2 separate regions of the Homo sapiens genome follow, and region 2 is linked to region 1. Evidence: chromatin loops called from intact Hi-C (ENCODE). Cell type or tissue: MCF 10A. All regions are shown on one strand.

Region 1 (8,000 bases):
CAGGCAGGCCAAATGACTCCCCTGGAAATTTTAAATAATGCAGTGTTCCCCAGTGACTCTTAGTTGTGGAAAACAATCCATTTCAGGTTTGAAGACGTGCAGGTGCCTGTGAGAATTCTAGGGTCCAGGCCAGAAGCGGTGGCTCATGCCTGTAAACCCCAACACTCTGGGAGGCCAAGGCAGTGGGATCACGAGGTCAGGAGTTCAAGACCAGTCTGGTCAACATAGTGAAACCCTGTCTCTACTAAAAATACAAAAAACAAAAACAAAAACAAAACAAAACAAAAATTAGCCAGGTAATGGTGATGTGTGCCTGTAATCCCAGTTACTCAGGAGGCCGAGGCAGGAGAATCACGTGAACCCAGGAGGCAGAGGTTGCAGTGAGCCGAGATGGCGCCACTGCACTCTAGCCCGGGCAACAGTGCGAGACTCCGTCTAAAAAATAATAATAAATAAGAATTCTAGGGTCCAACATGACTCAGGGCCGTGCACCTCCCCTCTTCAGCTAGCTGCAATCTTGGGTCTTTAAGAGAAACCTTGTAAAGGGAAAGGAAGAAGAGTAGAAAGGTGCTCAGAGCTATGAGCTCACCTGGCCCATGGCAAAGAGGAACTTTCTCTGGGTGCTTCCGTTAGGTATTCAGAGCCTGTACCCCATTACTTTGCATCTTCTTGGATCAAGGAGAAGGTTTTCTCTTTTGGAAATCACTGTCCACCTCTTTAGCCCCTAAACATCCTGGCTACCTATAGCTTCTCCTTGCTGAGACTTGTTTATCCTGCCGAGTGGCCATACAGGATAGGATCCAAGATTTAAGACATCCCCATCTGGCTTTCCCTGTTTGAGGTACACAGCTATAAATCTTCTCCTCCAAACCACAACCATAGCACAAGACCACACGGAGTTGGTATTATTTCTTTACATATTTGTCTTCCCCATAAGACTTTTGAGTGTGGGAAACAAATCATGTTTGTTTTTGTAACTCTCTCAGCATTTTGCGTGATGCCTGGCACTTAGCAAAGTCTAGGTGGCTGGTTGAGAAAGTGATTAACAAATGAGTAAATGTGCATGGCAACAAAAGTTTAAATCACAGACCAGCCCTGTAAGAAACTCAATCATTGTGGGATAAACCAGCCATTGGGCCCACAGAGCCACGGGAATTCTTCCTTGCCCACGTCCTGGTGTCTCCACCAGGCTCTCCAGCTCTCTATCAAGGCTGCAGTGCAGGCCTGAGCCCCACCTAATCATTTGGCAAGCTCCAAGTCTCTGCCACGTTCTCATCAGTCCCCTCTTCTGTGATCAAGGTCTATTGCTCCCCAGTTCCCAGACGATGACTGAATGATGACCAAAAATACTCTGGTCTTCTCCCTGACTGGCTTGGAGCAGCAACGCCCATCTACGAGTCCCCTTTGCATTCCTATCTGCTGGGTTACATTTCTTATCTAAGGTAAAGTTGGGAAGCTAAACCCAGATCTTTTGGAGAACCAGCCACTTCACTCAGAGGCCCCCATTATGCCTGGGAGGTTTGTCTGTCCCCAAATTCTCCTCCTATCTCTCAGTTCTCCTACCCCTACCACTCAGTTCTTTTTTTGCATACTTTGCTGCTAAGGCTGCCAAGTGATACCATGTCACAGATGAAGGGATTGAGGTGGTGCCATCATATAGGCTCATCCACTACAGGGTGCTTATAGTTCTTGAAATTGGCACCAGCCAGAAGAGTGTTTGATGGATAAAGTTTATTTTCTTTTTGCTTTTATTATTATTATTATTATTATTATTATTTTGAGACAGAGTCTTGCTCTGCTTCCCAGGCTTAAGTCCATGGTGCGACCTCAGCTCACTGCAACCTCCACCTCCTGGGTTCAAGCGATTCTCCTGCCTCAGCCTCCCAAGTAGCTGGGATTACAGGCACTTGCCACCACTCTGGCTGATTTTTTTGTGTGTGTGTATTTTTAATAGAGATGGGGTTTCACCACGTTGGCCAGGCTGGTCTCAAACTCCAGACCTCAGGTGATACCCCAGCCTCGGCCTCCCAAAGTGCTGGGATTACAATCGTGAGCCACCGCGCCTAGCCAATGAAGTTTATTTTCACGTTGATTCCCAAGTCTAGGTCTCGAAAATGACATGTCTCAAGACCATAGCCACTTTGGCACTGTAAGGCCATTGTTCCCCCAGCAATCTGTGTGCAGAGATCTAAGGATGATGGCCCATACACTGAGGCCTCTTGAGTTTGTCTTTAGTCTCCTTTTAGATTCTTTTATAATAGCTTTATTGAGACATAATGCACATACTGTGCAATTCACATATTTGAAGTGTACGATTCAATGGTTTTTAGTATATCCACCATCACTGCAATCAATTTTAGAAGATTTTCATCACCTCATAAAGGAAATTTCTTTTGTTTTATCTCCTGGTATTTCTTTATAGTTATAGACAGATGGTAAAGATGGCTGAAATGTGGGTGGGGAGCACAAAGGGGGGTGAGGAAGTTGCATAGTAGGAAAGGGAGAAGGGTCTGCACTGTCCTGCCTGAAGGAACTTACCATAGTGATGATGTGAGCTGTTATGTGCACTGAGACGGGAGACCCCCAGACCAATGCATCAGTCACGTGAAGATGGGGGCAGCCTCGGCCCCAGCAGTACGAGGAGTTCACCTTGACCCTTTGAAAAGCTTACCAACCCCTGTCCTGTGTGATCACTATTACAGAGGATAAACTAGTCATATGGGAAATGGGTCTCAATGTTTCACAGTTTGAGATGCTGAACATCCACAAATCCTGTCAAATGACTTCATGGGGATTACAGAAAATCCTATTCAATAATTTTTAAAGGTAACTCTATCTAGATATTATTTAGTGAAGATTCCTTGCCAGGCAACATCTGAATCACTTAATGTGTACTAACTCATCTGATTCTCACCACAATCTTGGCATGTAAGCCTGATTGCTTTTCCCATTTGACAAATGGGAGAAGCTAAATAACTTGTCATTGTACTAGAGTGTATACAAGGCAGAGCCAAGATTTGAAGCCAGGCAACGTGGCTCCAGCATCCACATTTCTAACCACTAAATTTTCCATTTCACTAGCTTTCCATTTTGAACCTAGCCACTAACATATGCAGCCCTCATCTTTGCAAATAAAGTTTTAAAATACGGCCTTCTGTAGTAAGTGACGCTGCCCACCAGGGGGCAGGACTGCCCCACAATGCTCTCAGTCACTCCCTTCATTCACTACAGTCCCTGGCCCACTGAGGTTGTAAATTGAGCTCAAACCTTTCTGTGAAAATGCAGGGCAAAGGGCAGAAAGAGGGAACCACTCAGGGGAAATGGCTCACTGGGGACGTGTGTGCACAGAAGTCCTCTCCGTGCCATAGCAGAGGACACAGGCTCTGGAATCCCGTGGGCCAAGTTTTCGCAACATTCTGTGCTAGTTGGCTGGATGCCTCTATACAAAGAAATTAAAGCAAAGAGAAAAGCAGGGGGTAAAGGGGACCATAGAAGAAAAAATTCTTCATATTTTTCTTTGCCTGTCTCCCGACCATAGCCAAATCACTAAACTTTTCTGACCCTGACCTTCATGATCTGTAAAATGGGGATGGGCCAGCTGCTATGTGACCCCTGGAGAAGAAACGTCCCGTCAGCAGGGCCCCTCCTGTCAGGGAGAACCTCAGCCGCCTTCAACAGCTCATTTCCAGGCAGCTAAGGTCACCTCACTCTTCTTGAGCCCTTCAGTGTGGAGCTGCCATTGCAGCTCTAACAAGTTAATCATAAGCCACCCCTCATGGCGCCAGGGCGAGGCTGTTTATAGACTTATCAACTCATGACACACAGGGTGGTTCACGTGACTTAAGCTTTGAGTCCTATATCTTGGCCCAGATGGCAGGAAGGATGCTTTGACCCATGACCACTCTGGTTTGTTCCTGGGTTGGACATTCCTTGGGCTTTCTTCAGTAGAGGGAAGCTTGAATACATAAACCATAGCTAACATGGGAAGTGCAGACATTGCGTTCTGCAAGCAGTAGGCACTCAACCAATGTCTGCTGTGCTGTCCTAATCGGCTGAATGTGGCACAGGAATCCAGGAGAGTCGATACGGCCTGGGAAACCATGCAGAATCTCCCCAAGGAGGAGGCACTTCTCCATATTCATTCTACTCTGACCCAAGCACGTGGCAGGGCTTGCTCTGTTCTTTGCAAAAGAGACAGTTTGATTGACATTTTCCTCACCTCCATCTTTCCTGCTCTAAACCACAAGCCAGACAGACAGAAAGACAGCTCCATTACTTCAGTGCTGAGCCAGTCTCCGCAAGGAGACAGCCTTACGTTGACCAGGCAGTGGGCTGGCGGGTGAGTGACGAGTGACAGGTGTCAAGTGTGAACCTGCCTAGGTGCTCCTGAAGCCTGACCCTGGCCTTCTTACACATCCGTCTGGAGGACATTCCCAGTGAAAACTGAATGCCTGCAACTTCATCAGCCTTTAGGGGAAAAAAATGAAGCCACGTTAACTTATAAAATAATAATAAACTTGGAAGTTAGACATAGAGGAAAGTACACAAATAATAAGGAAAAAGCTCCATTAATTTTCACAGTGAATACACCCAAATGAAAAAAAAAAAAAAAAAAAAAAAACAGAACAGCATCAGTGCCTCAAAAGCCCCTCTAATATTCCCTCCCAAACAGCACTGTCTCTTTCCTCCCCAAGAACTGCCATCCTGCCCTCTACTGCCACAGGTTAGTTTTGTCTGATTGTGATATCCATATAAATGAAATTTGATAATAAGTACTCTATGACAGGTCTGGCTTTTTTGGCCTGTGGTTATGTCTAAGTTTCATCCGTGTTGTTGAGTGTAGCCACTGATAACACCTAGACCACCAGGTCTCAACTCAGTCCTTTTAAAGTGGGCCCCAGGTATCTCAGGGCCTCCTCAAGAGGTGCCTTACATGTACTTAAGAATAGGTCTGCCTGAGGCACCATGCAACACCAAAAGATCACAGTGCTTCTAGTACTATGGGCTGAGTCAATCAGGCTGCAGAAGGCAGGGAGAGATGCTGAAACTCACTGCTCCAACCCAACCCAAGCCACATCTGTTACTGATTTGAGACCTTTCCTCATTTCTAGTGTAAGCATTTAGTGCTATAAATTTCCCTCTCAGCACTACATTAGCTGCATCCCATGGATTGTGATATGTTTTATTTTCTACAGAATTCATTCTGTTCTATGTTTTAAAAAAATTATTTTTGAGACTTCTTTGATGGGTTATTTAGAAGAGTGTTGTTTAATTTCTAAGTAATGAGAAATTGTTAATCTTATTATTATTAAATTTAACTTTTATTCCATTATGATCAGAGAACATGCTCTGGATGATATCCATTTTTTAAAATTTGTTGAGATTTTTTTCGTGGCTGAGAACATGACCTATCTTGGTGAGTATTCCATGAGTGCTTAAAAAATGCATAATTCTACTATTCTGTGGAGCATTCTACATACCAATTAGATTCTGTTGGTTGCTTGTGTTGTTCAGTTCTTCTGCATCCTTTCTGACTTGTTGTCTAGTCATTTGTCTTAGTCTGTTTGGGCTGCTATAACAAGAATATTATAGAATTATAAAATGCAAACATTTTTTCTCACAGTTGTGGCGGGTGAGAAGGCCAAGATCAAGATGTCAGCAGATTTAGTGTCTGGTGAGGGCCCATTCCTCATAGATGGCTCCTTCTAGCTGTGTCTTCACATAGTGGAAGAGGCAAACAAGTTCCCTTGGGCCTCTTTTATAAGGCCACTAATCCCAGTCATAAAGTCTCTGCCCTCATGACCCAATTACCTCCCAAAGGCCCTATCTTTCAATGCCATCGCATTGAGTATTAGGTTTCAACACATAAACTTTAAAGAGACACAAACATTCCAACCATGGCATTCCAACTCTGGCCCCCCCAAATTAATATCCTCCTCACATGCAAAATACATTCATTTCATTTCAATTTCTCCAAAAGTCTTAACTTGTTCCAGCATCAACTACAAAGTCTAAAGTCCAGAGTCTCATCTATAAATATTATCCAAATCAGATAAGGGTGAGACTCCAAGGTATATTTTATCCTGAGGCACATTGCTGTCCACCTGTGAACTGTGAAACAAACAAGTTATGTGCTTCCAAAATGCAATGATGGAACAGGCATAGGATAGACCTTCCCATTCTGAAGGGAAGAGATAGGAAAGAAAGGAATAACATGTCCTAAGTAAGTTCAAGACCCAACAGGGTAAACAGCACTTAATCTTAAGGCTTGAGAATAATCCTGTTTGACTTGATGTCCACCTTCTGGACACACTGGGCCAGGCGTTGGACTGCCAAGACCTCAAGCAGCCTTGCCCACATGGCTTTGCTGGACACAGCTTACATGGCAGCTCTTATGGGTTGCAGCCGCATGCCTGAGGCTCTCCCAGGCTAGAGTTGCAGCCGGCGGCTGCACCTGTCTAACATCACTAGAGCCCCTGCTCCTATGGCTCCACTAGGCATTGCCCTAGCCGAGGCTCTCTGCAGTGGCTCTACCTCTGTGGCAGTTATCTGCCTGGGCCCCTAGATTCTCTGGTCATCTTTTGAAATCTAGGTGGAGGCAGCTGCACATCCATAGCTCATGTACTCTGTGCACCTGTGGAAATGGTGTCATGCTGATGCCACCAAGGTTAGCTACCTATATGTCATCTGGGGGGTAGCCTGGTTTCTACTGACCCATACTAATCTCCTAATCAAATGGTCATTTGGTCACACCCTTGACGTTCACTACTGAACATGCGATCTCATTTTGTATTAATGCCATACTGCCAGACTAAGAATGTTCCAAATCTTTAAGCTCTGCTTCTCTTTTCATTATAAATTTTGCCTTTAAATCATTTTCTCTTCTCACATTTTACTATAAGTAGTCAAGAGAAGCCACGCTACTCCTTCAACATCTTGCTTAGATATTTCCTCAGCTAAATATCCCAGCTTCATCACTCACATCACTCACAAGTTCTACCTTCCTCAAAACATTAGGGCATGGACACAATTCAGCCAAGTTCTTTGCCACTTGTTTCCTTCAGTTTCCAATACGTGTTCCTCATTTCCATCTGAAACCTCATCAGAATGGCCCTTACCGTCCATATTTCTACTAACATCATGCTCATGACCACTTAGGTATTATCTAAGAAGAGTGAGACTTTCTCTATGGCTCTCCTTTCCTTCTGTGCTCCCAGCTGAATCCTGTTTACCATTAACAGCAATGTAGGCTTTTTTTAGCATGTACCTTAAAACCCCTCCAGCCTCTACACATTACCCAATTCCAAAGCCACTTCCACATTTTTAGATATTTATTATACAATATCCCTAGTCCTTGGTACAAATTTCTGTCTTAGTGCATTTGGGCTGCTATAATAAAAATATCATAAACTGGGTAGCTTATAAAAACAAACTTCAGTTCTGGAGGTTGGGGAGTCCAAGATTAAGGTGCTAGCATATTTGGTGTCTGGTGAGGGTCCATTCCTCACACATGGCACCTTCTAGCTGTGTCCTCACACTGTGGAGGAGGCAAACAAGCTCCCTTGGGCCTCTATAATAAGGGCACTAATCCCATTCATGATGCTCCACCCCTATGACTTAGTCACCTACCAAAGGCCTCACCTTTTAGTACCTTCACGTTAGGATTAGGTTTCAACATGTAGATTCCATGGAAGAACACAAATACTAAAACCATGGCATAGTTCTACCAGTTAGTGAGTGGAGAATGTTAAATTCTCCAACTATAATTGTGGATTTGTCTATTTCTGCTTTCGACTTTATCAGTTTTTACTTTACGTACAGTAAGTCCTCACTTAATGCTGTCCATAGGTTCTTGGAACTGTGGCTTAACACAAAATGGCATATAAGGCAACACTTTTTTTCTCATCAACATTAAAACGGAACTATGAAGAAAGAAACATCATTTCCAGCATCTGCTGTAGGCCATTTCACTGAAAGTCAATTTCCAAGAGCCTATCAAT
Region 2 (8,000 bases), 890 kb after region 1:
GTTTAAGGAGAGAGGACAACTTACCTTTGTAACCAGTGCTTAGTAGAGTGTTCAGAACATAGGAATCTATTTGATAACAGTTTGCCAAATGGGTGTGAGCAAGTCATTCTCAGGATTTAGCTGCAAGATATTTTTATTTAATGTCACACAAAATGAATCCTATTCTTGCTAATCTCCAAATAATCACAATCTGAATGGCTTGCTTAGTGATAATTTTATTCATGTAAGAATTATTTATCATATGGCATAGAGGATGTTGTCCCTGGGGTGGGGGTAATTACTGTGGAAAGTAAATGACTCCCTTATGCTTTTTGCCTTTGGGATTGAGTTACCTTGAATCACATGGGATTCAGGTGTGTTCCTGCCAAGCAATTTCACTGCCCTGCAGGGGAGCTCGAATTAACAGGAAAGAGTTGAAGCAATTAGTCCAAAACAGTGATTCTCCATGTGTAGCTCTGAAAGAACAATGTAAATATTACTTGAGAACTTCTTAAAAATGCAATCCTTGGTCCTCAGACCTAAGAAATTAGAAAGTCTGTGGATGGAACTGAGTAATCTATGGTTTAATCACCTGCAAGTGATTCTGATACCCACTTGTGTTTGGGAACAACTTCCAAAACCAAGGAAAATCCAGCGAGTTCTCTGTTAATGAAGGTTCTTACCATCTCATGTAGGATGGCTTCATCTCCAGGTAACCATCCCAACTTTGACTGACTTCACAATTAAGAAGTTAATTATGTCACATTACAAGGGGTCCAGATGGAGAGTGGATTCAGAATCAGTGTGGTGTTGGACCGGGCCCCAATCCCACTTCTCTGTGGTTCTCCTCACTCTGCCTTCCTTTGTGGATTGACTTTGTTTTTGTGCTTGGTGAATGGCCATGGCTGTTACAGATGTCACATCCAAAACAAAGACATCTCGTCTGGTGTTCTCTTCTCAACAGTTAGGAAAACTTTCAGTGAAGCTGCAGTTGAACACCTCTTCCTATGTGTTTTTTGGCAAACATGGAGTCACGTGGGAACTCCTGTACCAGTTCTATGGAAAGAGGTGGATACTACTTTGACAGATCAGTTGAGTTTTGATTTTTAATCTGGATATTCAATTCTTCTCTGTGAGTTCCATGTGTGTGAGAACTGGTCACCAGAACAGGAGAAGACTGAAGCTCTGCCTGCAAGTCTTGTTTTTGTAATTTTTTTTTTTTAACATACAGTTCACTTTTTTGGATTTACTGTTCTATGACCCTTTTAAAAAAACTTTTTATTTTGAACTAAGTATAGACACAGGAAGTTGCAAAGATGATATGGAGGGATCCCATGTAACTTTCCTGCAGTTTCTCCCAGTGGTTATATCATATGTAACTGTAGCATAATACCAAAATCAGAAAACTGACATTAGCACAATGTGCATGTACAGTTCTGTGCGCTTTTATCACACATGCAGATTCATCTAACTGCAATCAGGATACAGAACTATTCTATCACCTCAAACATCTCCCTTACGCTAGCCCTTTTTAGTCATGTGCAACACCCCCATTCCTAATCCCTGGCAACCACTAATATGTGCTTCGTCTTAATACTCTTGTCATTTTAAGACTGTCATATAAATGGAATTATATAGTATGTGACTTTTTGAGATTGACATTTTTCATTCAGTAATATCCTTGAGATTCATCTAGGTTGCATGTATCAATAGTCTGTTCATTTCCTTTATTTTTATTTTTTATTTTTTTTGGAGACAGAGTCTCACTCTCTTGCCCAGACTGGAGTGCAGTGGTATGATCTCGGCTCACTGCAACCTCCGTCTCCTGGGATCAAGTGAATCTCTTGCCTTAGCCTCTCAAGCAGCTGGGATTATAGGCGCCCACCATGCCTGGCTAATTTTTGTATTTTTAATAGAAGCAGGATTTCAATATGTTGGCCAGGCAGGTCTTGAACTCCTGATCTCAGGTGATCTGGCCATGTTGGCCTCCCAAAGTGCTGGGATTACAGGCGTGATCCACTGTGTCCGGCCATCCATTCATTTTCATTGGTATGGAGACAGGTTGCTTAATCATTCACCTATTGAAGGAAATTTTGGTTGTTTCCAGTTTTGCACTATTACTAATAAAGTTTCTGTGAACATTCATGTACAGGATCTTGTGTGAACATGTTTTCATTGTTTAAATAAGTGCTCACGAATATGATTGCTGGATTATATGGTAAGGGTATGTTCAGTTTTCATTTTTATTATTATTATTTTTGAGACAACATCTCATTCTGTTGCCCAGGTTTGAGTGCTGTGGTGTGATCTCAGCTCGCTGCAGCCTCAACTTCTTGGGCTCAAGCAATCCTCCCACTTCAGCCTCCTGAGTAGCTGGGACCACAGGCATCTGCCACCACACTCAGTTAATTTTTTTTTTTTTTTTTTAGAGACAGGATTTTGCCATGTTGTCCAGGCTGGTCTCAAACTCCTGAGCTTAAGCGATCTGCCCACCTTGGCCTCCCAAAGTGCTGGGATTATAGGTGTGAGCCATCACTCCTGGCCTGTATGTTCAATTTTTTTTTTTTTTGAGACTCTGTTGCCCAAGCTGGAGTGCAGTGCACTCTCAGCTCACTGCAACCTTTGCCTCCCAGGTTCAAGTGATTCTCCTGCCTCAGCCTCCTGAGTAGTTGGGACTACAAGCACGTGCCACCACACCCAGCTAATTTTTGTATTTTTAGTAGAGACAGGGTTTTACTATGTTGGTCAGGCTGGTCTTGAACTCCTGACCTCAGGTAATCCACCCAAAGTGCTGGGATTACAGACGTGAGCCACTGTACCTGGCCTGTATGCTCAATTTTTAAAGCAACTACCAAACTATTTCTGGAGTGGGCATACCATTTAGTCATCTCACCAGCAATGTATGAGATATCTAATTTAACTGCATCCTTGCTACCGTTTGGTATTTACATTAATTTTTATTTTAGTTGTTTTAAGACTTGTGTAGTGATATCCCAGCTTGATTTTAATTTGTATTTCCCTGATGGCTAGTGATGTTGGACATCTTTTCATGGTCTTATTTGCTAATGTGTATCTTCTTCACTGATATGTCTCTTCATGTTTGAATTTGAAAAATTCAAATTATAATTTTTTCTTTCATGAATTATTCTTTTTGTTTTGCATCACTGTATTCTTTATTGTTTTTTTTTTTTTTTTTCTGTGCTAATATCTTTCTCCTCTTCTTCAGGCTCATCATTGATCAGAATGTTAGAGTCTTTGGTATGGTTTCATACATTCCTCAGGCTATGCTTTTTTTTCTCAATCATCTTTTTCCCTCTGTTGTTCATATTAGATGATTTTTATTGCTCTATCTTCTAGCTTCCCGATTCTTTAATTTTCATATACATTCAGTTATTGAGCCTCTCCAGGGAATTTTTTATTTCTGTTATTTTATATTTCATTTCCGTAATTTTCCATTTGGTTCTTTTTTTATAGCCACTAATTCTTTGCCAGGAATTAGTGTAATTGTTTCAAGAGTGTTTGCTGTCACCTAATGGAGCATGGTTATAATTGCTTTAAAATATTTATCTAATAATTTCAACATCTCTGTTATCTTGGGATTGCCATCTGTTAATTGCCTTTTCCTCTGAGAATTTTAAAAAAGGTTTTCCTGGCTCTTATGTATGTTGGATAATTGTGGATTCTCTCTTGGATATTTTGAATATTATGTTACAAGATTTTGGGTCCTAATAAAATCTTCTGGGGGAATGTTGATTTTTTTTTTTTTTTTTTTTGAGACAGGGTCTCACTCTGTAGCCCAGGCTGGAGTGCAGTGGTGCTATCTCTGCTCACTGCAGCCTTGACCTCCTGGCATCAGTTGATCCACCTCAGTGGCCCCCAAGTAGCTGGAACTTCAGGTGTGTGCCACCACACCTTGCTATTTTTTTGTTTTGTTTTGTTTTGCTTTTGCTTTTGTAAAGATGGGGTTTCATCATGTTTCCTAGGCTGGCCTCAAACTCCTGAGCTCAAGCAATCCACCTGCCTTGGCCTCCCAAAGTGCTGAGATTACAGGTGTGAGCCACAGTGCCCAGCCTGTTTTGCTTTATTTTAACAGGCAGTTAACTTAGTTGGCTTTGCTCTGCAAGTCTTGACCCATTTTCTTTAGGCTGTGCATTCAATGTTAATTTAATTTCAAAGCTGTTGCAGTGCTATTTTGTCTGCTTTACATGTGTGCCACCTAGGGGCCAGTCTGGGTCCTGGAGAGTGTTCAATGTTGTAGTTTAGTTCTCAAAGTCTTTGCTATGTTGATTCTTGTCCATTCCATAGCTCACGGATGATCTCAGGACTTTACACATTGATCTAAAGGCTCTCGTCTTTAGCTCCTTCTACTCTGTGATGTTCCTCACACATAGCAATTCTTAGGGTCACTCTTTCCTGGTGCCCTAGTTAGGAAGCTGGTACTTTAGCGTTTCTGTGCTGTTGCATGCTTCCTATGACAGCGTGCACTTCAGGGCAAAGCAGCAAGTCATGGAGGCTGCGGGGCTGCTATCACCACTGCCACCACTGCAGGAGTCCAGATTTGTTATGGGTGTTCACCGGAACTAGGGTTGGGAGACGCGACAGAGCTCCATACTGCAGGGACTCTTTTGTAGGTTCTCTGGTGAGTGTAAGAGTGTGTGTTTTTATTTTTTCTCTCCCTTGGAGCCTTTTCCATATGTCACAATTCCAGGATTTCGGTTGCCCCAAACTCTATGTAAGGCAATATGAGAGGAACCAAATTTTAAGAAAAAGGGAAAAAAATTTACTGCCATCTGGGTTATTTGCTGAGTTTGATTTCTCTGTGCAGTCTCTCTGCTTCTATTTACTTTTCAACATTCTTCAATAACTTTTTTCTATACTATTTTAAGACATATTAGTTGCAGTAAGTGGGAGATAGGGTGGGATGGTCTTAATCCATCCTAACTGGAAACAGAACCTTAAATCTTGGCTTTGAAGTAAAAAGGTCATGGTCCAGATATAAGGCAGGATAATTTGGAAGAATATTTATCAAATTTTAAAAAATTTACTCTCTAGGAGTCTAGATAAATTTGTCTAAAATACAAATGGATGAGACTATTAGGAAAAACTGAATGGAAATAGTTTTAAGAGGGACCCTGTACCCATCTCTTCTCCCCTACCATGTTATCTCCAAGGTGGAGACAACACAGCCCCAAATAGCACTTGGGACCTGAGTGTAGAGGAGGCTAGTGCTCCACTTCCACCTGAAGACCTGGGCGGTAAAAGCCTTCCAGGGAATCTGTGCTCTCATGGCATGAGAGTGGTAGAATAGAGATGACAGGGGGTCATTGAGGCAGAGATAGTCCCACGGAGTTACTCTTGGTACCAGGGATGTCAAAGAACAGCTGAGGGTTCTCTATGTCTCTGAGAAAAGGGGGAGAGAGGTCTCATGGTCAGGATGAGAGGTCATAGCAACAAAGGGCCTGTGGCCCTAGAGACAGGAGCCCAAATTTAAATGTGGGCATTTCAGTAGAGTTCAGCAGTGAGACAGGGAGATGTGGCGGATTGCTCAGGACCATCCAACATCGTGAATGTTGGTAAGGGGAGAGATCAGACCTGTGTACAAATTTGGGAGCAGTGAGTGCATGAGTGGTATGGTATTTAAAGCCATGAGCTTGGCTGAGGTGTGGGTGAGAGGAGAAACTGGCAAACGCTGAGTCCAGGACACTCTGAAGTTCAGAGGATGGAAAGAGGAGGAGGAAATGATAGAGACTGAGAAGGTTGGGCCAGAGAGGTGGGAGGGGAGGTAAGATAAAATGGTGAGGAAGAATGAAGTACTGTGCCAAACACCACTGCTGGGGTCACGCAGGAAGAGGTTAGCTTTGGTCCGGCTCTTATATGTGGAAACATGGAGCATGGAGATCACAGAAGAAAAGTCAGTGGAGTGGTAAGGACAGAGCTTGACAGCCATGGATTTAAGGTGGATAGAATAAAGAGTTGTGGACAGAAACAATATACACTTGATCTTAGCTAAAAGGTGGAGAAGCAATGACAGAAGATTGACAATTATTTTGAAGAATTCTGATGTTAATAAAGATACAGTGCAGTACTTGGAGGAACTGATTTTTATTGTATGGTAGCAATCTTAGCGTGTTTGTGTGCTCATTAAAGGGTGTAAAACTGATGATCCTGCAAAGGGTACGAGATGCAGCCAGTGCAGCAGGGGGGAGCTGTCTTTAGGTAGGGACAAAGTGAGTCAAGCCATTGTGTCAGGAGGGAAGGCAGATGGTGTTAGTAAAGACGAGGCAAGCTGGTCCATTTGGTGGAGGGATTCTGTGAAAGTTTTATTCTAACTGCCTCTGTTTACTCAGTGAAATATCAAGCCTTAGTTTTTGCATTTGTAAAATAAAACATGTAATACCTACCTATTTTATTGGTTTAGTGAGCATCACAGAGGGCCCATTTAAACATATTTTGGAAATTGCAAGACATTGTACAAATATAATCATTGTCATTGGCTTTGATAAAGTTGTTCCCTCTCTTTGGATATCGATGTTTTCTTCCTGAGGTCCTCAGGATTCTAGAATGTTGATTTGGGAGGCATCAGCTCCTCACCGCCCTAGCCTGACAACAACTCCTTTAGGGTGAATTCTCTTCCCTCATCCTTACACTGAAGGAATGGTAATCCATAAGTCCTATTGCTAATTGAATTTTAGATTTTGCATTATATTCTGCCATCCTATGCTTTCAAATTAGACCTAGAGGCTCTGACACCAGAGTAAACAGACATTGCATTTCATATTCTCACCTGGAGAAATACAATTTTGCTTGAATGGAAGATGCAAGGAGCATGGTTTAAACCTCAGATTCTCTCAAAGAGATGAAAAGGAGAATTCTACTCAATGCCCTTAAAATCTAGGTGTTGGCAACTTTCCTTTCAATGGATAAAAGTAATTGTTAGTAGACTTTTGAGGATTTCTTTTAAATTTTCTTAGCTCAGTGGACACTAAATAGCATTAAAAGTTGAAAACCACTTGTCCCTATCCATTTATTATCTTTTGAAGAGACATTCTTTAGACAGAAGTTGAAATTATGTTTTTTTATTAGTGTAAGAAGGGAAACTAATTCAGATTAATGAGAAATTACAGAAATTAGCAAGAGAGAATTTCAGCATCAGAAAAAAGTAAGTTATTTAAATTACCTTTGAGGCGATTATTTTCAAGATTTATAAATTACAATTAAATATGAAGCATTTGAGTCATGAAAGTTCTTTAAGCTATGAAACTTCTAATTGCTTATTGCCCCTAATTTTAATAAAGCTTTTTAACAGAGACAAAGAGGCAATTTTACCTGAAAACACGGAATATTTTACTTACAACTTTGAAACCACATTACCATAACCTTTCAAAGGAATCAGTCAAGTGTTTCTTGATCATCTCATGCATTCAAGTCGATTGCATGCTCATCTGACAGTTTGCTAGGCTCTTTGGGAACCACTCAGCTCTGACCAACTCAATTTATGTTTGAAACTTATTCCATCCAAGCAGCATTAGACTTAAGTGTAGCTGGGAAAGAGATAAGTTAGATTTGGCCTGCAGGGGCCTTTGTTCTTCATTCCTTTCTTTCCTGGATTAAGCCCTCCTTTCTTCCTTCCCTCTCTGGTCTGTGCGGGGCTTCATGTACTCTTACCCATCCACTTCTCTAAGGAATAAAACCTCCATTCAAATAATCAAGTAGAATGGCTTCAGTTTGAAAAGGTGGGGGGTGGTAGAGGGGCAAAAAAGAGCAGAGACTGGGAGCAAGTTTTGTTATTAGTCATAAAGCCAAATGTTACTTTTGTAAACCAATATGAGATGTCTTGTGAGAAAGCACCAGTAGACATGGAATTCTGATTTACAATGACTGATGCATGAGGCATGCGGTCTGTCCTACACAGATAATTTGTGATTCTGTAGTGAGTATAGAGGGACCGGTTCTCCTCTGAGGGAAATTCAGCTTTAGACATGATTTCCAAAAAGTTCCATCCTCTGGATCCTTTCATATAA

The links. A loop is a pair of places that touch in the nucleus more often than their neighbours do. Peaks named below come from ENCODE experiments on the same cell type or tissue, not always from the same donor. Only the 100,000 strongest peaks of a DNase experiment are listed, where the experiment ranks them.
Region 2: a loop joins it to region 1, with 7 times the contacts of the local background. A loop is called at or near these places in 4 of 110 quality-filtered maps.

Annotation. Positions count from the first base shown.
Region 1 is chr7:47,263,236-47,271,235 of GRCh38, forward strand. No RefSeq gene overlaps it. Among named protein-coding and RNA genes, the nearest start is that of SNORD151, 200 kb to the right of the region's middle. In MCF 10A, a CTCF peak has its summit at 3,166 (motif pointing right); a DNase peak (open chromatin) is centred at 3,296.
Region 2 is chr7:48,150,774-48,158,773 of GRCh38, forward strand. No RefSeq gene overlaps it. Among named protein-coding and RNA genes, the nearest start is that of ABCA13, 17 kb to the right of the region's middle. In MCF 10A, a CTCF peak has its summit at 4,182 (motif pointing left); a DNase peak (open chromatin) is centred at 4,208.